Regions from separate parts of the Mus musculus genome. Here all the other regions are linked to region 1. Evidence: chromatin loops called from intact Hi-C (ENCODE). Cell type or tissue: heart. All regions are shown on one strand.

Region 1 (8,000 bases):
TTGCATTTTAAAGGAGGTATTTAACTAACTGGGTTATATAAACATTTAAAGACAAATGATAAGTTTGGAAGGAAGGAAACAGGAGGATCACTTCAGCCAAAGAGTTAAAATATGATAATTTAAAAATTGAGACATAAATTTTAAAAACAAAACAAAGCAAACAACCAAGTACTTTCTTCTTAAAAATCATGGTAAGGACAACAAAGTCATGCTGAGAAGTACCACTGTTCCAGGATGGAGATGCTGCTCAGTTGGCAGAATGCTTACCTAGCATGCAATAAACCCTGGATTCATCCTCAGCACTGCATAAGCTAGACAGGGCAGTACATGCCTGTGATCCCAACACTGGGAAGTGGAGGCAGGAGGAGGCTATGCCACAGAAGGGCTGTTTCTCTACCTTCCCACTCAGTTTCACAGCTCTACACCCTTCATATGCCCCTGGCCACCAGAATCTCTGCTATCCTTAGATCCTAATGTTCAACCACAACACACCACCATTCCTCCATTTAGTATGTTCCTGATACAACAAAGTTCTAACCGCATACATGATGGCGTCCCTGAAGATTTTATGACAAGCATTAAGAACATAATCATCTTTTCATTTGCCCCTGTAAATGCATAGTCAGAGCTTCTGCAATTTACCGCTTTCTATATCCACTTGAGTTTTTAAAGGTCTACTTCCAATGACACCCACCACTAAGTGAGGTCATGTCTTTAGGACATTCAAGTATTTTGACTTTCAAAACAGAGGAATCTAACCCCTGTAAGCATTCCACACTAGTGAAGACTAGGGTAACTCCAGAGTGCCGCCTTTAACAAAGCATAGCTGCACTGCAGGAGAGGCTAGAAAACGCTGAGAGCCTCTGTGAGGCCTTGGATTAAGGGTAGCACTCTCCTGGAGGAAAATTTAAAGGGAAAATTTTGACATACTTGGATATAATATTTTCACAGACATGAAACCATGTCTACAACACATGGTCAAATGAGAAGGTTTATAAAAGGCACACATAAAAATTCTTAGTTTGCTCTTATATGAAGAGCACTCATACAGAGGATAAAGACTTGATGGATAAACAGAAAAAAACACCTCCCTCCTGGTAGGCTACAGATTTTCTACACTGAACAAAAGTGATTTTGTAACAAAGAAAAAAATTAAATTGTGTTTTTTAATAGAGTAATTTTTGTTTTAGGCTTATCTGTACACTGCCTCTCTCCTGCACACCATTCCTATTTCTGCTACTTCTTGGTGAGCTATTTAGATGAATATTTCACAGAAGTATATTACATCACCCATGTACTATGCTCATGTTCTACTAGTATTTGGAGTAACATGATCTATCACATAAGACCACCTGCCCGATTCCAGATTAACATTTCCAAGCTTACCCTAAGAGACTGCGATCAGGCCATGTTAAGATTATTGTGACATATTAACTAGATCATCTGACAGACCACACATCCCAAGTCCTTCTGAATGAAGGCCTGTGAGTGCTAAGTAAGAACTTTCTGCTACATAATAAGATTATTGCAAGGTCATAATTTTTTTCCTTTAAAATTTAAAAATCAAATTTTCTATGGTATAATTGACTCACAGCAAAATAATACCCATGTTAAATGTATCCTTTGAGCTTTGAATTGCCTTAAGTAGCAATAACATATTTTCTGTCAATACACATAGACTTGGAGTAGTTTCCAAATAAGGGGAAAAAAAATGCAAGGTCCCTTTGGTTCAATTTTTTTGAGACTATTTCTCCTGTTTGGATTCCTAGATAACCAATCTCTCAGTGTAGATGTATTTTCAACAGTTGTAACTGGACAGCAGACAGCAAAACAACAATTCTCAGCCAGCAAGGAATGAGAACTCAAAATACTACAAAGTAACTACTGACAGGAACTATGAGAATAGCAACTCCAGCTGCAACCACAGAGCATATTTAAAAATAGCCGGTTACAATCTGTTGTAATCACTTTATGTTTTTTTCTATTTTATACATTTGGACTTTAGGGCAATTCTGGGACATCTCCTATGGTATGGATATTTTTCCATTAATTATTAATTATTTGGCACAGGCCAAATCTGTTAGTACATAGCTCATCTTTTGCTTTAGGTTTATCTGTCTGCAACTTGATAAGCTGTTTCTCTCTTCTGCTACTTCTAGATGAACTGTTAAGATTAAAACTGCACGAGAACAAACCGCACACATCCAACATCACATAATATCAAAACATGATGATATGCATTCAAAGACCACCATCTGTCACGTTAGGAAACAAACTAAATGCTAATAGGCCACAGAACACTGAAGCCACCACACAGGTGATGTTCTTGGGCCTGCCCTTTTCTAGTGCCTATTCTCTGGCTTACTACAAGTTCTGTCAATGCTACAAAGCTCTGTTATCCCAGGGCCATTTTTAGGACAACAAAATGTGCTGCTGTCAATAAAGTAGGCAAGAAGTCGTAGACCTCACCAGAGCTCTTCTGGTTGGTGACTGGCTTGCCTTCCTGAGGCACAACGTGTTGAAACACATGCTGAGCACCCTGGACCGTGGCCCTCCTCAGACATATGTCCAGCAGATCGTGGGTGGTCCCGACATTCTGGGCAAGTACGAACTGAGGGTCAGAATTTAGTTTCTGGATCAAAGCAGATACCTTCTCCGAATTTAGTCCTGTGGGAAGATCAAACGCCATTATAATTATATCCCCTCCCAAAGAGGCTGACGGGGACAGCTTTAGGATAGGGTCACCGTAGATCCTAGATTTAACTTCGCAAGAGCATCCTGCAGAGTGCTGTACCAGAAAGCCCTCTCCCGGCATCCTCCCCGCGTGATGTCGTCTCTCTCCTGGTGCTCTCCCACCCTCCCGGAGGGCTACATCCCGGCCCTCGCCTAGGTCCGTCCCCCCCTCCCCACCCACCCCCATCCCATCCCACGGCCTTTCACGCCGCCGGGCCTCACGGGTCCGCCGAGCCCGGGAGAGGACCCGGGAAAACACTCGTGGTACCAGCGGTGCCTCACCTGCGTTGTTCATGGCGCCCAAACTGCTTCGTGGAGGAAACGTTAGTTTTCAGGGTTTTCAGGTGAGCTCTGGGGTTACACTACAGTCCGCTGCCTAGCTGGCCGGACCTGGTTCTCGCACCCTAAGCGCCGGAAGAAGGAAACCCGCTCAATGGTGGCCGAGAGAAACGGGGTCCGCGGAGGGACAAAACTCCCCCCTCGCGTTGCTGAGTCAGCGCCATCGGGGCTAGCCCCGCCCGGGGGAGGGCCGACAGGGGCGGCCTTTCAGACTCTGGGGCCCGCACCTCGGCCCGGGAGCGGCAGGGCGAAGCCACCCACGATTGCAGCCCCCACTGCCAGCATTGCTCACTCTTCGCCTCGGCTGCGCCCTCCGCCATCTGTGATCCCTCTTCCTGGCTTCAAGGGCGCCCTCCCGGGATCCCAAGCTCCTAGAGGAAGGAGGCTGAGGGTTCCGTGCTGATGAACCCAGATCCCTCACTGTCTAGCATTGGGGAAACTGACGCTTAGAACTCCTTTGAGAAGCCAGAGGAGGTTTTGTGAAGTGAAAAGGAAGTAAGGGACCCAAAATTAGCCATGGGACGGCAGATCTCAAGAAATCCACCCAAAGGCTTTTCCTGTAGGCACTTAGCTGACCAATCTGTTCATCTTTTTCAATTGCAACTTGTTGCTTAGAGTCTAGTGAGAACAAAGTTCTTGTATTTGAAAGGATTTTGGAACCAATCTCTTTCCCACCCACCCATAAGCTACTACCACGGTTCTACAAATACACATCTGCTCATTTCATCTACACATTCTGGGCTTCGCAAGGCTCATGAGTGGTTCCTATTGAGCCCAGCTTGGGCTAAGGAGAATGATTACGTCAATTTTATGCTTTTTTTTTTTTTTTTTTTTTTGCTAATATCTACAAAACCTGTAAATCACACACACACACACACACACACACACACACACACAGAGTCTTCGAGATAATTAATCAGTTTTTCAAGACGGGGCGGGAGAGTCCACTGCATAATAAAATAAGTACAAATGCACACTGTAGCCTTACTATTCAGATTTTCCATGGAGCCTAAAACCTAAGTCTTAAATTGAAAATCACCCATGGTTCAGAGGAATTCTGATGTCTGGAAAGTGCCACATGCAGACAGCCATCTGTCACTTGAGAATTCAGTCTCTGTGTCCCTGAGAGACTTAGCTAAAGACCTGCAATTCGACATAGCAACCATCTCCAAGGGAGCCCATCAACTACCCTATCCTGTGGGGCTTTTTTTTTTATTTTTTCCATTTTCTGAAGAAAAAAGAAACAAGCTACAACTCATGCTGAAAGAAATCATGGGCCCTTTCACCAAATAAATAAATAAATAAACAAACAAATAAATAAACAATAAAAATGATGTTCAAACTTCCTGCCCAATTGGACTCAGCCCAAAGAATAAAATTGTATTCAACATTTGTGGTGTAACAGGTCCTCAGCAAGTTTCTGCTGATATAAAAAAAATTAAAAACTTTAATCTTGTCATCAAGAGACTCATGATGTGGGACTGGGAGATAGCCCAGCAGATAAAAGCACTTGCTGATGATCTTCCAGGGGACCCAAGTTCGGGTCCCAACACTCAAGTCAGAAAACTGTAAGTCCAGTTCCAATGGGTCCAGCCAACACTTCCTTCTGGCTACCATGGGCACTCATCCCATGTGCACACCTATACACAGAGACATACACATTCAAAACAATTAACGTGGGAAAGACATGCAACAGAACCTATGCTATCTCACAGTAGTGCTATATAAGTAGTAGCTAGCAGTGAGAGCCAGACGCTAGAAAAACAGAGGTGATAAGGCTGGGCTCAAGAGTAGAACACTTGCTTAGCGTGCACAAGGACCCTGGATTTAGCCCCCAGCCCCACAAAAAGAAAAGGGGGACAGGTGGTGATAACTTTGAAGAGTGAATGGAATTTTACGAGACAAAGAGTGAGAGAGAGGGCACTCAAGGTAACAGCAAAGGCAGGAGGCGTGGGAGCGCATGACAAGATCAGCTGTAAGCCTCCCTGCGCCACAATTTGATGTGGTTCAAAGCAAGAACTGGGATGAGATCAGAGGCAAGGCGCAGGACCAGGAAGGTGGGTTTGGGCTGGGATATAAAGGCTTTTATATGCCACACCTGAGCATCTGGACTTTATTCTATGCTTAATTAGAAGTCAAAAATAGGTTTAAACAAAGGAGCCATATTCTCAGATCTGTGCAAAGAAAGATCTGGTGGCTACGGGGAGGGGAGAGATTCTGGAGACAGGGGAATTAGTCAGAATGCTGTTATAGTAGAACACTTGGAAGATAACAACAGCCTTAATTGTGGAGCGTGAAGAAGCATGGCTAACCTCAAAGCTCTCTGTTGAACTAGAAAAGGTAACATCACTGACCAAGACCCAGCTTTTAAATACATTGGCTTTAACCCCATAGGGGATCATGAAACTGGTGGTGGGATTTGGGTTATGAAAATTTGCAACAGGGCTAAAGAGATGGCTCATCAGTTAAGAGCACTGGCTGCTCTTCCAGAGAACCTGGGTTCAATTCCCAGCAACCACATGGTGGCTCACAATCATCTGTTCCATCTCCAGGGGCCTGATGCTTTCTGGCCTCCATGGACTCTCTGATGTGGTACAAAAACATGCATACAAGTAAAACACCTGTACACATAATAAAAAAGCAACAACTAGCTGGGCGTGGTGGCGCACGCCTTTAATCCCAGCACTCGGGAGGCAGAGGCAGGCAGATTTCTGAGTTCGAGGCCACCTGGTCTATAGAGTGAGTTCCAGGACAGCCAGGGCTACACAGAGACACTCTGTCTCGAAAAACCAAAAAAAAAAAAAAAAAAAAAAAAAAGCAACAACTAAAGTTTTATTAAGTTGGCAATTGTAAAAGGTTTCTGAACATGTGATGACTAAACTTCATTCACAATTCAGCACTCGGTGAATCTGACATATGTCTGGCAACACTGAGCCTGTGTTGCCTCATCAGGCATCACTGCAGCCTGGTATGTGAGTGCAGGATATGAACACTGGCCTGTGTATACTGTCACACCAAGCAACACCAACGAGCAATGTCTGAGACACCTCAGCAATATATCATCTACATTGTCTACTACGAATTGCAGTGTTTTATTGTATATGCAAGATGCTCTTCTCTTATAAAAATATAGAGGCGTAGTTAAAAAAACATTTTAAATATGTCCCATCATCATTTTCTTCATGGAAGTGTCAAATTAGTACATGGTTAGATTTTTATTGTGTGAAAATGTTTGATTTTAAAGATTGCTGTTTGAGCTGCTGACTTGTGCTTCATATAAAAAGATCATTAGATGACCTTCAGCTTGGGATTAAGAGAGAATTCCCGACACTTTCTGACTGTTTTCATGAGATCTTCCTACCTCTGCCTGGGAGGAAAGGTACGCGTTACCATGCCTGGCTCTAGAGCAATTTCTTTTCTTTTTTTAAATATTTCAATATTGACTTGTTTGTTTATTTAAACATTTCAGCATTTTTAAATTATATTTATTTTTCTTTAATGTGCATTGGTGTTTTGCCTTCACGTATGTCTGTGCTGTGTGAGGGGTTAAGATCTTGGAGTTACAGAGAGCTGGGAACTGCCATGTAGTTGCTGGGAATTGAACCCGGGTTCCCTGGAAGAGCAGTCAGTGTTCTTAACCACTGAGCCACCTCTCCAGCCCACAGCAATTTCTAAAATGACCCTAAATGTGCTTTTCCCATTTGTCATATGTGTGCATGTGTGTGCACATGCAGACCCTCTGCACAAATGCCCTCATCTGCTAAGCCAGCTCACTGGCCAACTTCTGCCGTTTTTCATTTTCTACACTTATGCAAAGCATTACTCTCAGAGTTAGAGAGAATAAAACCAAACTATTGATCAACTCTAAGAAACGCTGAGGATGCTTTGTGCCCTGCAATATCGAGTATTCAGGCAAGATTTAATTCTTCTGTAAAGATAAATAGGCTCCTCCATCTCATTAGTATGAAATTCACCTTGGCCTTATATGCATGCCAAAGAATTGCATTAAAATAAGTTTGTGGTTTATTAGCAATCCCTTAGGGGCACATAAAAAGTACTTAAGTGACTAGGGGTTGTGTGTGGGAAAAGTTTAAGAAACACTGAACCAAGGGAGGGACCACGGAAAACTCAGCATATTTGGGGAACTCTATTTGAACCATGACAACTCTGGGGGTTCCTACAGGAAAGGAAAGACAAGAAGTCCAGGAGACATATGAAAAGTCTAGAAATAGGTAAGACACACCAGGCTGTGACCATGGAAGGTCACAGCAGACTTGAACCAAAAAGATGAGGACTGAGGTCAGCCAGTAACCTGGGCCTCAGCATATAGTTGCACAAGGTATTCAGGTCACATGGGGTTGCAGACCAGTGTAAGCTCTGTTTGCTGAGGCACATACCCTGGCCCAGGGCTGTGCCAATCAGGTTATTATAGGTCTTTTACTATTCCTTACAAGGGTGCTGTGAGCAAGAGAAAAGCCGAGGAGCTGGGAGAAAAGGAGCAGCCAGGGAACTCGGAGATAACCTGGGGAGCTATATATTCAAAATCCAGTTGGCCAGTTGTGATGGCCATTCTTGGTTGTCAACTTGACTAGAATACCAAGCCAATAAGACCACTGGCACTGGTTCTCAACCTGTGGGTTTAGGCTCCTTTGGGGGTCATATATCAGATATCCTGCATATCACATATTTACATTATGATTCATAACAGAAGCAAAATTATAGTTATAAAGTAACAACGAAAATAATTTTATGGTTGAGGGGTCACTGAAGCATGAGGAACTGAATTAAAGGGTCTCAGCAGTAGGAGGTTTGAAAACCACTGCTCTAGAAAGATGTGGGACATGGTGGCCTTAGAGAGGGCAGCTGCAGTGGAAGTAGAGGGTGGGTAGAAGCCTCACTGTAGTAAGCTGAGATGGATGTCTTAGTCA
Region 2 (8,000 bases), 99 kb after region 1:
GTAGGAAAAGGACACCTGCCACAAGCTCCCAGGCTTCTGGAACAGAGGGCAGCATTCAGCTGTGGGTAACTACAAAGCCAGCCCTCCTCCCCTCTATGCCCCTTCACTGAGCCGTGACCTGGTCTGCAGCTTTGGGTTTCATGACAGAGCCAAGTTGTACTTGGAAGGAAGAAGGCTCCAGTCCTTTCAGAGCCCAGGTCTGCACTGTGGGAGGCCTAAGGATGCCAGGGAGGGCACTGACTCAAGTTACATACCATTATTCCACTGATGCTTGTTTATTTGTGTTTCAGCCACCCTTCCTAGGTGAAGCAGCCCTGCCAAGGCCGTCCAAAGAATGATAGAAAATGATAGAGAAGGAAATATTTGATTAGAGGTTAATATGTCCCCTGGGCTCTTTCCATTTGGGTGATTGCAAAACTGCACAGTGTAATGATGAAGTACTCCCAGAGGAGAAGAGGGTCTCTCTGCATGGAGCTGGGGCTTTATTTCAGATGAGTTACAGCCCTTGTGCAGCATACAGCCTCGACTAATGGGACAAAAAGAAGAAGTATTCTCAAAACTAGAGTGGTTGTGTGTTCTGTAGCAATTTCCTCCAAGATCAAAACCTTCTATCTCGGAGGGTCACATGTTAAGGTACAGAATGCTAAAGGAGGAGGGGAAGCTTTCCATCTTGCTGGAAAGCTTCATTAGCCCCAGAAGTAAACACTTCAGCCTCTTCAGGAAGTCCCTGAAACTGACCAGATTCACTAGACTCCTCCCTCTCTAAGCATATAAGCAGTAAAGACTACTAAGACACACTCTCAGATCTGCTGAGGTACCTAGAAGAGGCTCTGGGAGGATGCAGAGACCACCTGTCTAGAGGATGCTGAAGCCAACTGAATTGACTGCTAGATGCACTATCAACCTGTTGTACTGCCTGCAAGTTATGTAGTGCCCTCCAGTTTTCCAGTTTATGAGCCATCGCCCATGTGGAGTGGGCTTTTGGCGATGCAGCTATTGTCTTTGAGTGATTTCTGCTCCTGTAAGCAACCCCTGACTCATATTCCTGTAAGTAACATCAATAAAATTCATTGATTCACCAAGTTGAATTTTAGTAGTATCCTTGCTTTGGTCTGTCATTGGTTCCATATCTGTGGTGAGCAGACATTTGTTCATGTCTCTGCAGGAATAGTTTCACACAGCACTGCTTGTTACCATGGCAATGTTCAATTTGGAGCCAGCCTGCCATCCTCTCTCTGGGTCCGCAGGAACTGTCCCATTTCACCCCTAAAGTCATTTCCAGCCATTTCTTTCCATTTCCACCAGCTCCATCCTTGTTCAAGGACTCAGTACCTTCTTGGATTATGTGCTTCTTGTGGGTCTCTTGGCCTCATGTTTAAGATTGCCTATTCTGTTCTTCAAGTTACTGCCAGGGGGAGATTTTTCTAAATTAGCTTCAAACCCATCCTTGGCTCTTTATTGATACCTCTGTGATCCCCTTCACCAGTAACCTGAACCTACAAACAATTCTAGAACACCTAGGCTCTGCTCGTAAACTTTCCAACCTCCCGTGCATGCTCCTCCTTCTATCCAGAATTCTTCACTCCCATCTTGGCTTCTTCCCTAGCTTCTTGGTTGCCTTCTCCTCAGACTGAATGAGGTTTTCCTCAGGAATGTCCCCACAGATGTATTGCATTGTTCATCCCTGCATTGGATCTCTAACTATGCAAGCAATGCCTTGCTTCCCAGCTTCTAGCTTTGACAGACACCAATTACTCAATAAATACTCAGTAATCAGTGAATTCCACGGGCTCTATGAAGATTCAATTAGAGTTCAGAAACTCGAACCATCCAGCACCGAAAGAAGGGAATGATAATGGTTATCACAATTATGTCATTAGATGGGTTAGAATTTCACGCTTGATAAAAGGATTGCCAAACTTCAAATTTCTTCAAGCTAACGTGATTAAACTTTACTTGGAAGGTTAGGTTTTTCTGGACTTACCCAAATACCTTGGGGGAAGTACACTTGCCAAGCAGGTATTTCTAGACATGGCAAATCTATCTCTTAAAGACAGCATTCCAAAACTATAGCTATGGCTGTATAGAGGTGATCTAGATGCTCCTACTCAAAAGAAGTGTGAGAGGAGGGTAAGGTCACTAAAAAACGATATCTCCTCAGTGAGAGCAGAGACCAGCACACAAAGAAGATAGTTACAATCCAACACTTTTGAATGGCCAATTAAGACCACATTAAGACAGAGGGCGCCTACTATGGAAGTTTCCACTTAATAAAGGAGATACCTAGTCACGCGACAAATCAAAAATAGAATTGATTGCTTTATGAGGTGTCTCATTCTCTTCAACTGCATGTAGGCAGATGGGCTCAAGCCCAGGCAGAACCGATCAAGGGGGATGGGGGGGGGGCGGGGAGGAAGGTGCAAAGGAGATGGGACTAAGGAGGTCTTTGATTCTCCAAGGAGATTAAGATTCTTTCTAACTTCCTGATTTTCTCAAGAGTCCTTTAATCTTTGGAACCTTTCGATTCTTTTGATTACTGACTCTAAAGCATTAAAGCGTAGCTAAGAAATGCTGCAACGAAGAAGGGGGCTAGTAAAAGCTCTCAGAGAATTTCAGAGGAGAAGCCATAAAGAAGAGACTGAGCAAAAAACAAAACAAAACAAAACAAAACAAAACAAAACGAGAGAAGTAGAAGAGGAAATAGGGAGGCGGGAAGACAGAGGGTAGAACCTTAGTGGAGGAAAGGAAAGCGACTAAAGTCCCTAAGGACTGGAGTGGAGACACGCCCAGAGGGAAAATCGTCCGCTTTAAGGAAAGCCCCGCCCCCTAGAGTGACACCCAAGCATTCAAGGCTACGATTGGCTAAGGCTGGAAGGCGGGATGGGGTTGCTAGGCGCGGAGGGGATCCGGCGGGCTGCCGCCTCCCGGAGTGTGGAGCCGCTGGAGCGGAGCGGTATTAGCGGCGTTGCTGGAAGATGGCGAGCGGCCGGGATGAGCGGCCGCCCTGGCGGCTGGGACGCCTGCGTCTGCTGCCGCCGCCACCGCTGCTGCTGCTGCTGCTGCTACTGAGGAGCTCGGCCCAGGCGGCGCACATCAAGAAGGCTGAGGCGACCACGACAACCGTTGGCGGCTCCGAGGCGGCCGAGGGCCAGTTTGACCACTACTACCACGAAGCGGCGCTGGGCGAGGCGCTGGAAGCGGCGGCGGCCGCGGGGCCACCCGGCCTGGCGCGTCTCTTCAGCATCGGCAGCTCGGTGGAGGGCCGGCCGCTGTGGGTGCTGCGCCTCACAGCGGGCCTGGGGCCGCCGCCCACCGCCGCCGCGGGGCTGGACGCCGCGGGGCCGCTGCTGCCCGGCCGGCCGCAGGTGAAGCTGGTGGGTAACATGCACGGCGACGAGACGGTGTCACGCCAGGTGTTGGTCTACCTGGCCCGCGAGCTGGCGTCGGGCTACCGCCGCGGGGACCCGCGCCTGGTCCGCCTGCTCAACACCACCGACGTGTATTTGCTGCCCAGCCTGAACCCGGATGGCTTCGAACGTGCCCGCGAGGGTGACTGCGGCCTCGGCGACAGCGGCCCGCCTGGGACCAGCGGCCGTGACAACAGCCGAGGCCGCGACCTCAACCGCAGCTTCCCTGACCAGTTCAGCACCGGCGAGCCACCTTCCCTGGATGAGGTGCCGGAGGTGCGCGCCCTCATCGACTGGATCCGCAGGAACAAGTAAGCGTTGCCTGACTGCTTTCGGTCCCACGTGAGCCTTCGAGGCCAGGAGGCTTATTTTGACAGCCAGCAGGCGCCCAAACAGTGCTTGCCAGCCTAAGGGGTCGGGGGCAGTCGGTGTGGAGAGTGACACCCAGTAACTGGAACGGAGGCCAGGTTGCAGTACCTCTTCCTCTTGCTAACTGTAAAGAAGCCTGCTTGTGGCTGTCATTTGTGCAGGGCAAGCCGGGGGGCTTTTTCCCCCCTCCCATTCTATCCCTATTTTTGAAAGACCATCGTATATGAGCAACGGGTACGGATTTTAAGGATTCCTAAGTTAGCACCTTCATTATGTATGTAGCTAAGCTTGTCACTAGAAGCACTGTGGCAAGCACTTTCTGCGACTGCATTATGTCACTCGATGTTGACCACAACCGGGCGACCTAGACACCACTCATATCCTCTAGACACCACTGGTACTCTTGTTTTGCATACGGGGAAATTGAAGGGCAGACTGGTTGACTAACATCGGGGAATCTAAGCCTGGTTACTCAGTGCTCCACTGCCAGGGAGACAGAATGTAGTTCAGAAATAGCAAACGACACCCCCAGTCACTTCCTCTGCTACTGGATAGAAACCCATTCTCCTGCCTTTACTTCTGATTTTGCTTAGGGGAGTATGGAATAAGGGGAAACCCCCACAGATCAGAACTGCTTCATTTCTGATGCCAGCTGTACTCTTTCTTACTGCGGTAGTACAGCCAGACATTGACATCGGTAACATTTAAGCACCCTGTGGGGTTTTATATTTTTGGTTGTGAGCCTAGCCTTTAACGGGCTGAGCCAGCTCTCCAGCCCGCGTGGGGTTTTAAAAGGTAAAAAGTAGAAGTATGAGGACCTTCAAAACCTAGTATGTAACAAGAGCTGTTATAACTACATATGAGAGGTTTACTCAGTTAAAACTTGACAGAAACTGTGCCCCATGACAAAATGTGCATGAGCTGCAAACATATCTCTTGGAGAGGGGCTATGATCTAACTCTTCAGAGATGAATAGTAAGAGGAAGGAGGAATGGAGGAAGATGGTACTTACTCCAGATAGAGTCTTCTTGTCTGAAGTAAACCTGTACCTCTTTCCTTTCTAGAGCACCAGCTGTGCCAGCATATTCCCTATGTGTATCTTCGTAAGGCTTTTGAGGGCGGTAGTTGGGATCTTTGTATCATGAGTTGAAGGTTTTTTTGACTGGCAGATGAGCTGAAGGTAAAGATGAAGAAAGACGTTTCTCTGTGAGACTTGGAATCATTTCTTATGTAGCCCAGACTGGCTACAGACAGGCTATGTAGCCAGGTATGACCTGAGCTCCTGATCTTCCTACTTTTGCCGTAGCTGAGATTACAGGCATGTGCCACCAGCCTTGCTTTATGCCGTGCCTGGGGTTGAACCCAGGGCATCATGCATGCTAACAAGTACTGTACCAACTGAGCTACATACAGCCCTCCTGAAGTGATGTCTTTTGTAAGATGTCAGTCATATATTATGAAATCTAGAAAATTGTGGACATTATGATCGTTCCAGATGGTTTTAGTCATCTGCCTTTGACTTTACTAGTGTGTAGAAGGTCCCCTGTAGATGCTTATCCTGTTTAGATGTTGTAGGACAGTTTCCTCTCCCTGACCATGTTAGACTTCTGAACATCTGCACAAGTTTGATTTTGATATGGCCCTTAAACTGTCAGGTGCTACGACAAGCAGGCCTTTTTATTTTACTTTTCGTTGTTGTTTTGAAACAGGGTCTCACTATATAGACTTGGCTGGCCTGAAATTCACCAGGTAGACCGGGTGGCTGGCCTCAAATTCACAGAGATACTTGTGCCTCTGCTGGAATTAAAGGTGCTTGCCATTGCCAGCTAGGGCTTTTTTTTTTTTTGAGAAACTGTATCACCTGCACTGTTTGCATTGCTTGGGTGTTTAAAAATGTCCCATAACACCTCTTGCAGGGACTTTATCTTTGGTTGTTCTGTTGTGGCCAAATGTGAAGAATTTTCCTGGGGTGATACTGATAGTCTCAAGGCAAAAATTCACTCTCTGCTTAACTCTTCCAAATATTAAAAAGGGATATTAAAAAGAAAAACACAGACATTAGTCTATGTGAGAAAACTATACTTTTAAATGTGTTTTGTGAAGTAAGTTGTTTCAGCGACGTCCTGATATTCCTTTCATCCAACTCCTTCCTTCTCTCTCTCTCTCTCTCTCTTTCTTGCTCTCTCTGTCTCTCTCTCTCTCTTTCTTCCTCTCTCTCTCTCTCTCTCTGTCTGTCTCTCTCTCTTCTTGACAGGGTTTCTCTGTGTGGCCTTGGCTGGCAAGCCTTATGCTCAGAGAAACCTACCTCTCAAGAGCTGGAATTAAAGGTGTCCACCACCTCCTCCCAGTGCATATGAAGTTTTTCCATGCTGACATTTATAGTTCAGTAGTGGAGTGCCTTCCTCATCTACGTGGGGCCCTGAACTGAAAGGTGAGGGATGAGGGAGAAAAGAGAGAAAAACTCTTAAGACATTTCTTTGGTTTATGAGGGTTGAGCCTCGGGGCCTGGAAAGCATTCTACCATTGACCTACATCCCAACCTTTGCTATACTTAATAAAGAATGTTATCATCATGTTGGGTGTGGATACAGATTTTTTTCTTTTTTCTTTTTTGTTTTTGTTTTTTGTTTTTTGTTTTTTTTTGGAGTCAGGGTTTCTCTGTATTGTCCTGGCTGTCCTGGAACTCATTCTGTAGCCCAGAGTGGCCTCGAACTCAGAAATTCACCTGCCTCTGCCTCCCGAGTGCTGGGATTAAAGGCGTGTGCCACCACGCCCGGCTAATTCAGATTATTTTTGAGGGATATTGTATATGATGTATAGTATTTTCGAGTCTTTATTGTTATCCAAATATCAAATTCTCCATTTTTAAAGAGGTTGTTTATAGGGCTATAGGAAGAATATAATAAAGTTAATTTCAAAGTTAATTTTTAAAATCTATAAAGATTATTATTTTTAATATGGTATATTTAGCGACTTCTTTAAATCTTATGATACTGAAGTCAAACACTTGAGGATTTGAGTGGAAATCTTAAAACATCTTTCAAATAAGATTGCAAATGATCGCTCTTTGACAAAGATACTAAAGAGTAGCCTTACAGCTACTGTGACAGGTATTGCTTTGTTTTGACATTGTCCCCAGAAGAGTGACATTGTATCTTAAAACTATGTAATTAGAATACAGAGAATCACATTTAATTACTCTCATAGATTACTAACCTTACTTGGTTGTAAGAGTGGTTGAAACATCAGGTCCTCTTTATGATGTTTCTGAGAAGTATTGCAACAGTGTTGAACAAAAGGATCTCTCATTTAGTAGAGCCTTAACCTAAAATATGTGAAGTAGCACACCCTACTTACACAGAATATTCAGGGCTTTTCTGTTGTTGCTCGTATGTACTTTAATGCCTGCAGTAGTATCCAGCTCATAGTTAATACTTTAAAAATGCTTGCTGCTAAGTGAAGTGCCTGAACTGGGAGAGCCTTTTTATAGTTTTCCCAAAGTAAATGGAGGAAAAAAAATCTTGAGTTATTTTAGAAATACAACCAGAACGTAAATGGTTAATACAGTAGCTAGGTGGAATCCGAAAGCTCGCTGTGACAGCCTTTGTTGTTCCCAGGTTGTTCTGTCACTCAAGGAGGGGCAGAGGCAGTCAGAAGCGGACTGAAACTGACCAGGATGCTAGAGAGCTCCAAAGAAATGAGGAGCTAGTGTGGAGTTCTGATCATGTGTTGGTTTTAATAGATGTAATAATTCTGAGAGGCGGGTTGAATATTCACATTTTATAGATGAGATAGAAATGGGGATTTAGAGGCAATAACTTCTGATCACATTACTGTTGAAGAACAGCTCTGGGAGACATTTACAACAAAGGTCGTTCTCTGGTGTCTGGACAGGCACTAATGAAAACTGTATTCATTTTAAACTCATCTCCTTTATCATCACTGGCTAAGTTTTTCCTTCTGTTATAAACAACATTCATTGTCTACCTCAGAGATGCCTAAAGTACTGATCATGCCTAAAGTAGCCTTTCAGATTACACATATGATAATTTTAGTTTTCTTTCAAGCATATAGAGAGAAATGTTTAGACTCTCAGAAGGTCAGTTTATTGTAACTACAAGTAACCAGACGCAAGACGATTCTAGTCAGAATGCAAAGAGGAAATATTTAATCTCTGTTTATAGTAATGGTTTGAACAGTTACATAAGGGAAGGATGTGCAAAG
Region 3 (8,000 bases), 140 kb after region 1:
ACTCACTCCTTTAATCCCAGCACTCCAAAGGCAGGTGCAGGGGATCCCTGTGAGTTGGAGGCCAGCCTGGTTTCCATAAAGGGTTCCAGGGCAGCCAGAGATACATAGTGAGACCCTGTCACAAACGAAAAAGAAAAATTTGAAACTCTTATAGTAGTCTTACTGTTTAGAAACTCTAGCACCAAACTGATTGCCTCTGAGTTTTTATTTTTTCTTTTAGGTCCACATTGGAATTAAAGGATTTGTTAAAGATTCCGTAACAGGCTCTGGGTTAGAGAACGCAACCATTTCAGTGGCTGGTATTAATCATAACATCACAACGGGAAGATTTGGTGATTTCCACAGATTACTTGTTCCTGGAACTTACAATCTTACGGCGCTTTCAACTGGGTAAAAGTTTAAGCTAGATCCTTAATTACAGTGCCAAGCCTCTCTTTAGATGTAGGATTGTCTAAGTGCTTCTCACTGAATGGGGCTTCTGTTTTTATGAGAAAGTACTATCACTGAAGTGTTTTGTCCTGTAGTCTAACAGTGTGAGGCATACTTGGAACACTAGGAGGAAGAAAGATTATAAAAGCTTTACAAAAGGTTCCGCCGTTGGAAGCATTGCCTCAGCTAGTTGAATCAGGTAGAAGCAGCCTAGGGCTCCATAGATGGAGTTGGACGACCTGTCTTCCCAGCTTTCCAGTACATTAAAGCAGTGGGTTTCATCGGTGCAAACCTTTCTGCACACTCATGTAATGAGGATTTTATTGATAACCTTTCATTCTGAGCTTTGTAATGGGAGGGAAGAGGGATGCTAATCTGATAAGGTGAGGCAAAGATGGGTAACACATGCCTTGAACATCACAGCAGCAGTTAGCTTGCCTGCCCCTTTGAATATCACAGTAACATTTTTGGCAAAACTCTAGTGTGAGATACACAGGAAGTTTGTGAAAGAAATAACTCTTTAAAGACTTAATCCAAGATTTTCTGTGAAGTAACATTCTAAGATGGCTAAATTTATACAGTTGTCTTAGCTTACATTTTGGGTTTTGACAGATCACTAACTGCAGGAGTATGAGAAAAGGTCATAGTGTTTCTATAATGTTAAAGCATCATGAGTCTTAATTTCAAGCCACCTCCCTTTCCAATTTTTAAGGTATATGCCATTGACCATTAATAATATAATGGTGAAAGAAGGGCCAGCTACAGAGATGGATTTCTCCCTTCGGCCAACTGTGATGTCAGTAATGCCTGGTTCAACTGAGGCTGTAACAACTCCTGGCACAGTTGCTGTTCCTAATATCCCTCCTGGAACACCATCCTCCCATCAGCCAATTCAGCCTAAAGACTTTCACCACCACCATTTTCCCGACATGGAAATCTTCTTGAGAAGATTTGCCAATGAATATCCTAATATCACCCGTCTTTATTCTCTGGGGAAATCCGTAGAGTCAAGAGAACTGTATGTGATGGAGATATCTGATAACCCAGGTGTCCATGAACCAGGTAACTGCATGGCTTCACGTGATCTCAGTAGTGCCTCTCAAAGCTAGTGTGTATCCCTGTGCTTTGTCCAGAAATGTCATCTGTATGCTGTGTAACTTCCATTAAAAATACCTAGTCAAAAAAGAACATGGGGCTCTGTTTCTAGTCTGTTTCCAGAAGAGAAAAATCAATTTGGTAATCCACATTTCCATGGTATTTAGTATGTTCAGAGATTGAATTCATTTAGCTGAGTTCAGTTTGGCATGTGGATATACATATATGAGTATTACCAGTCTGTCTGTGTATCTATAAGATATGCAGACATATTTTCTTTGAGCCTGCTCAGACATGTGTACTGATTAAAAGATCCTTTGTTTATGAAGTTTTTTTATGTTGGGAAGTACATGTTTACTTAATATTTTGGTTTGGAACATATATATATATTAATTAGGGGGAAAAGCAGAGTCCGTTTTACCTGAAAAGGAAAAAGTCATCTGTGTAATTATTTTGTTTCAGGTGAACCAGAATTTAAGTATATTGGAAATATGCATGGAAATGAAGTGGTTGGAAGAGAGCTGCTATTGAATCTCATTGAATACCTCTGCAAGAATTTTGGAACAGACCCTGAAGTAACAGATTTGGTTCGCAGCACAAGAATTCACCTTATGCCATCCATGAATCCTGATGGATATGAAAAGTCCCAGGAAGGTAAAGAAGAGACAGCCTAATATGTTGGTTGTTGTATAATGTCGTCATTTGGAAGAGAGATGATATTGAACTTTTTTATTCTGCTGATTTATTAATGTTTTAGCTTTTATGTACTTAGAAAATAGGGCAGACTTTTCAATACATGATGAAGCACATATATATATGTATGTATGTGTATATATGTATGTATGTATATAGTGTGTGTGTGTGTGTGTGTGTGTACTATATGTACACATGTACATGTGTAGAAGGCAGAGGTTGATGTTGAGTTCTTATTCAGGTGCTCTCCACCTTATTTTTGAGAACCCAGAGTTTGATTCAGCTGACTTGCCGGTCAGTGAACTCCAGGAATCTGCCCAACTCTGCCCCCTAGCCCTGGAGTTGCAGATGCACATTACAGTGCCTAGCTGTTTACTGTTTGAACTTTATGCTTGCATAGCACTTTACCAACTGAGCCATCTCTCCAGCCTTTCATTAAGATGTGTGTTCCTTGTTTGATTTTGCGTTTCTGTAGTGGTTATTTGTCTTCTTCGGTGTTCTCTAGAGGTACAGAACTGATAGAGAGTGTATGTATGTAAAACCATAAAAAGGGGTTCATCAATCAGATTGATGTATGTGCTTAGAAGCGAGGTAGTTCAATAATGAAGCCCTATAGTGGACCGTCTATACGTGCAAAGAACATGGTAGCTGTTCAGAACAAGAAACAGGAAGCCTGGAAACAAGGATTCAGCGGTGCTGTCCAAGGCTGAGCCCTGGCAGCTACCCGAAGTCACTGATACCAGTCCCCAGGGAAAGTCTTGAAGATGCTGGAGCCTGATTGGTGACAGTAGCAGTGGTTGCACTTGCTCTGGAAGAATGGAGCTGGCAGGCACTAGCTGGCCGCCTCCTCCATGTAGTTTTGTTCTGTCTGGGTCCCAAGCCTATTAGAGGGTAGTACACATGTTCAGGACCAGTCTTTCTTTCCCTCTTCCTCACAATTGTCTGTAACTCCAGTTCCAGGGGATCTGATACCCTCATACAGACATAATTGCAGGCAAGACAACAATGCACTTAAAAATAAGTAAATCTGTTTTTAAAAAAATGATCAATGTTTTTCCATCATACTATTCTAGATGTAAAATACCTTAAAGGTATACCCCCATAGAGTGCTTTACTAATCTTGTGGTGTCTCTATCCAATCAAGTTGACAAGTAAGACTAACCAATTTATTAAAAATAATGGAAGATTTTTTCATAAACTGTTTCATTTTAACAGTAGTTTTTATTAAACTATTATATGTGTAACCTTATTTATCACTGGAAAGTCAAAACAGATAATATTTGAAGCCAGTGGCTTCTGTACTCATCCATATTCCATCCATGCTAAGTTACTGCTTTTTCTTTTTCCTGCCTCCCCTAGGCAAGCCCATCTCTCCTGAGGCAATGCTGAAAGGGCTGGGAGGACGGGTTTACACAGGTCACCTTCTACAGAACCCTAGAGAGTAAGAATCCACCTTTTCCCAGCCCATGATTCCATAGGGAATTTTTAAATATTTTTCCCTATAAAGGTTTGATAACTTTCATCTATAATAAACTGATAATGGGTAGATTAACAGGGAAAATTAAGTTATTTATATTCAGAAACATGAGAATCATACAGGTGTAAGTCTCAGAGGAGAACTAGTTGAAATATATATATACACCTAAGCTTGGGGGTTAGGTCTGGCTGGAGAGAGGTGGTTATGGGATATGGGAGGTTGAGGGAGAGTGTTCACTGCCAGCACAGGTCGTTCTGTCATGCAGATAAAGTCTGTCAGCTGACAACTGTCTATGGTCATCTCTGTACCAGGTGTCAGATCCCCAGTCTCTATTTCAGGTATGCCTTTCCAAGGCACAAAGTAGGGTATCAGGCAGAAAAGCTTTCTTTTTATAAAAGGACAGCTTTGCAGAGCTATTCCTGTCTCTGCAGTTAACTGTAGCCAACTTGAAATACGTCCAAGCAATCTGTTTACTCTCCCTCAGCTGCTCCTAGCAGTGATCCCTCTGCAGTGATCCCTGTGAGTGGAACAGACTTCACAGTGTGAACATCCACACAGGATGGGGCAGCTCACACTGAGCTGACCCTGGGGCTCCCATTCACACAGCTCAGGTTGATCCTTACTGTGTTCAGGCTCTTGCTCCTCACTGTTGCCAGCATCGCAGATCCCTCCTGCCACCTCTAACCCTTCTGAAAGGGGGAGCCAAGTACCACGAGGGAGCCCTCCAGTGGGCCCTCCCCTCACTTGCCATTCTTCTCTCTAGTATGACAGTAATTTCGCTCTCACTCATGTAAGAGTCTACACAGTTAAGCTTGAGTTGAACTTTTTTCCTCTATTGGGTTAAATGCCCAACCGTGTTCTCTACTGACTTTACCTTTTTGTAATAATTTTAATGTCAGCACAGCACAGTTTTCTTTTTGTTGGTCTGTTTTCTCATGATGAAGCCCACCAACTTAAGGGTTGCTTATGCCATCATGTGTGTATTATAACATTTGAACAATGCCTTAGTATCATTTATATAATTAATTTTTTTTCTCTCAAAGGATACATAGAGGGCAGACACTAGAGAGAGATGATTTTACCACTTTGCTTTAAAGATCTGTAAGAGAGGTTACTTTTTTTTTTTTTTTTTTTTACAATACACAATGTACCCAAAAAAGGGGTTGGGGGAGCTGTAATTCACTCATTGGGATTGGTAGCAGTGAGCCTGAGGTGCTTGCATGTTAAGGTGGCTGACATTGTCTGTGTTATATTAAAACATAGTAAAAAGCTACCTTAAACCTTAATCTTTTATCCTGCAGGAGATTCGATCAGTGTAGTTGGCAGAAACAACAGCAACAACTTTGACCTAAACCGGAATTTCCCAGACCAGTTTGTTCCAATCACAGAACCTACCCAACCAGAAACTATCGCTGTGATGAGCTGGGTGAAGGCCTACCCGTTTGTGCTGTCAGCCAATCTGCACGGGGGTATGTACGGCAGCTCCTGTGCCACTGAGTTCATCTTGTTGAGAGCATTTGAAAATCCTGCTGAAATTGTGTCTGCTTGTATGAAGTCCTAGGCTTCCTTCAAGTGAGTCCTCTATCACCGCCTCTGTGACAGAGAACAGTTAAACCTTCTCTTCCCTTTAGGCCGATTTCCTGGCTCTCCCCTCCCTTCCCCACTCATTCTTTCTTTCGTTCCTTTTTTTTTCTTTTTTTCTTTTCAGTTGTTGTTCCTTTAGACATGTCCTCACCAGGTACCCGGGCAGGCCTAGAGCTCACTGTGCAGACCACACTGGCCCTGCCTTGCAGGGGTCTTTAGGGATCTTCCTCCTGCCTCTGCCTTCTCCCGTGCCCTTTCTCCTTCTTCCCTTTTTCCTTCCTTTTAAATTTTAATGTTATTTATTATTATGCATATACAGTGTGTGTGTGTGTGTGTGTGTGTGTGTGTGTGTGTGTGTGTGTGTGTGTACATGCCATGACATGTGTGTAGAGGTCAGAAGACACCTTTCAGAAGTCAGCTCTCTCTTCCCACTGGATTTCAGGATCTAATTGAGATTTGTGGATTTACCCACAAGTACTTTTCTTCCACTAAACCATCTCTCCCTCTTCTTCCCACTTCCTGCCTTCCCTTTTCTTGCTTTTCTCTTTTTCATATCACTCTTTCTGTAATAGTTCTTCAAGTGTTTCATCTTTATTTGTTATAGTGTTAACTAGGTACTGTACACTTTGTTATCATAAAGATCAAACATATTCTCTTATCTTCTATTTGTGCTCTCCTGCCTGAACACACACACACACACACACACACACACACACACACACACAGAGTTATTTAACTGCAGCATAATGACTTCATTCTTATTGAGGATTTGGAAATATATATGTCAGGATGACTTATCAGGAATGAGTCATTTGAACAAAATGAGAGGTCAATATTAAGAAACATCATAGGAACATATTTGAGCCAGTAGGATACCTGCCTAACATGCATGAAGCCCTGGAGTCCATGACCAGCATGTACCCTATAAACCTGGCATGGTGGCATATGCTTATAATCTCAGCACTCAGGAAAGAGAAGTAGGAGGGTCAGGAGTTCAAGGTCATCCTCAGCTACATAGTAGTTCAAGGCAGCCTAGGATACATGAGACCCTGTCTCAAAACAGATTCAAGTGAATAAGAGTGAAAGTACCAGGCTGGAGAGATGGCCCAGCAGATAAGGACACATGCCAAGTTCCATCCTCTGAACCCACATAGTGGAAGGCAGAAATGTGCTCCAGCAAATGGCCTTCTGACTTCCACACTATGCAGTAGAAAGCATAATAAGCAGACAGACAGATATAAAAGATGTGGTTCTTTAACAAACATAACTCAAAGCTTCTCCCTGATACCCACCATTGCTTTTTTTCTCTCATGCAAAGCATGCGGTGAGTGATGGCCTTTTCACACTTGAAAGCATCCCTTTCTTCACTTTGAGTCACTTCACTGTTGGTACTTCCTTAGACCATAAGACATTTTTAGGATTTTTCTGTGCAGACCAGGCTGGCTCTGCCCTTAGTTGCTTAACCTGTTTTAGAGAACACGTAATTGGCCTTGCTTAATAAATTTCATGGCGCTTTCTTCCATCTTACCTTTTCTGTTGCTGTGATAAAACACCTTGACAAACACTACCTAGGGGAGAAGGGGTTTATCTCGGCCCACAGTTCTAGGAAGCAGAGAATGGTAAGTGATTGAGCTCGGGTAGCTTCCTGGCAGTGGGGCCTAGGGAATGGTGTGCTATGCCCCAATTCTGTGGGAAAACCCAGGAGAGCTCAAGAACTTCAAAGTTTGTTGCAATTTTCGTAAGAGTCTTTTATTTTTATTACTCAGATCGCAAACCTCCCCACAGCGTAGGTCCGGAGTGGGCCCCCAAGCTCGAGTGTTTAGCTCTTATATACAGCATAGTTAGAAATTCTTTGAATGCTTAGGTTGATGAGGTAAGTGAGGTAAGTTATAACTCAGACACGATACCATTTGATAGGGTGGAATCGCGAGGATCAGAGGGGGATTAAAGATTGTCTTTTGTGGGGCTATCAGGAACTAGTTTTATGGTCAGCCAAAACTGTCTGTGACCTCTGATTACCTCTTTTCTAAGATTTAAGCGTGGGACCCTAATCTCCTTTCGTGAAGGATAGGCACAGCCGCACCTGGTTGTCTGGGAGGGTGCTAGCCTAGGTGCCACTGAAGCTGAGGAGTTTTCTCATTTGTCTCACTCAGGCTGGCACCCGTGGCTCCTTGAGTCCTCTCGAAACAGCCAGGAAGGTGGAAAGAACCCCCACCTTTGCTTCAAGGTGGGAGAGGGGCAGGGGTAGGGGGAAGCAGAGCTTCCGAGGGAAACTGCAGAGGCAAGCCGCAGAAGCAAGCCTCACTATGCTTGCTGTGGGAGAGCCTAGTGGGAAGTGGGACTTCTGCAAGAGAGTGCAGCTAGGTGCTGCCTCCTGTCACAGTTAACATAATCTCCCAGGTGGCTCTAGAGCCTATCACAAACCTTCCAGTTCTGACTGTATTGTGAAAGCCTGGTTTTGCATAGCTGATCCATTTTGAAACAGTGCCTTTTCCTGTTTTCCTTGCAGGTTCCCTGGTGGTTAACTACCCTTATGATGATAATGAGCAAGGAGTTGCCACGTACAGCAAGTCACCAGATGATGCTGTATTTCAGCAAATAGCACTTTCTTATTCCAAGGTACACTGGAAAGTTAATTCAGTAAAAACTACCTTAAAGCACTTGGGTCAGATGCTCTCTCTCGTAGCTAAGACACTCTGGGCTCCTTACTTCTTTTCTCCTC

The links. Hi-C counts contacts between places; a loop is a spot of excess contacts. Peaks named below come from ENCODE experiments on the same cell type or tissue, not always from the same donor. Only the 100,000 strongest peaks of a DNase experiment are listed, where the experiment ranks them.
Region 2: it touches region 1 in a loop (2.1-fold over the local background); 5 of 42 quality-filtered maps call a loop at or near these places.
Region 3: it touches region 1 in a loop (2.1-fold over the local background); 6 of 42 quality-filtered maps call a loop at or near these places.

What each region holds. Positions count from the first base shown.
Region 1 is chr11:76,940,909-76,948,908 of GRCm38, reverse strand. Blmh (bleomycin hydrolase) reads right to left here and starts at 3,253. Exons shown (of 12, transcript NM_178645.4): 1 at 3,016-3,253; 2 at 2,470-2,667. The coding sequence starts at 3,028. In heart, no CTCF peak of the experiment used is centred here; a DNase peak (open chromatin) is centred at 3,228; H3K4me3 peaks cover 1,989 bases; H3K27ac peaks cover 1,433 bases.
Region 2 is chr11:76,841,942-76,849,941 of GRCm38, reverse strand. Cpd (carboxypeptidase D) reads left to right here and starts at 2,934. Exons shown (of 21, transcript NM_007754.2): 1 at 2,934-3,718. The coding sequence starts at 2,976. In heart, a CTCF peak has its summit at 3,002; DNase peaks (open chromatin) are centred at 2,871, 3,711 and 4,181; H3K4me3 peaks cover 3,888 bases; H3K27ac peaks cover 2,638 bases.
Region 3 is chr11:76,805,873-76,813,872 of GRCm38, reverse strand. It overlaps Cpd (carboxypeptidase D), which reads left to right. Exons shown (of 21, transcript NM_007754.2): 4 at 221-390; 5 at 1,142-1,491; 6 at 1,987-2,178; 7 at 4,996-5,163; 8 at 7,788-7,897. Among named protein-coding and RNA genes, the nearest start is that of Cpd, 37 kb to the left of the region's middle. In heart, a CTCF peak has its summit at 2,550; a DNase peak (open chromatin) is centred at 4,222.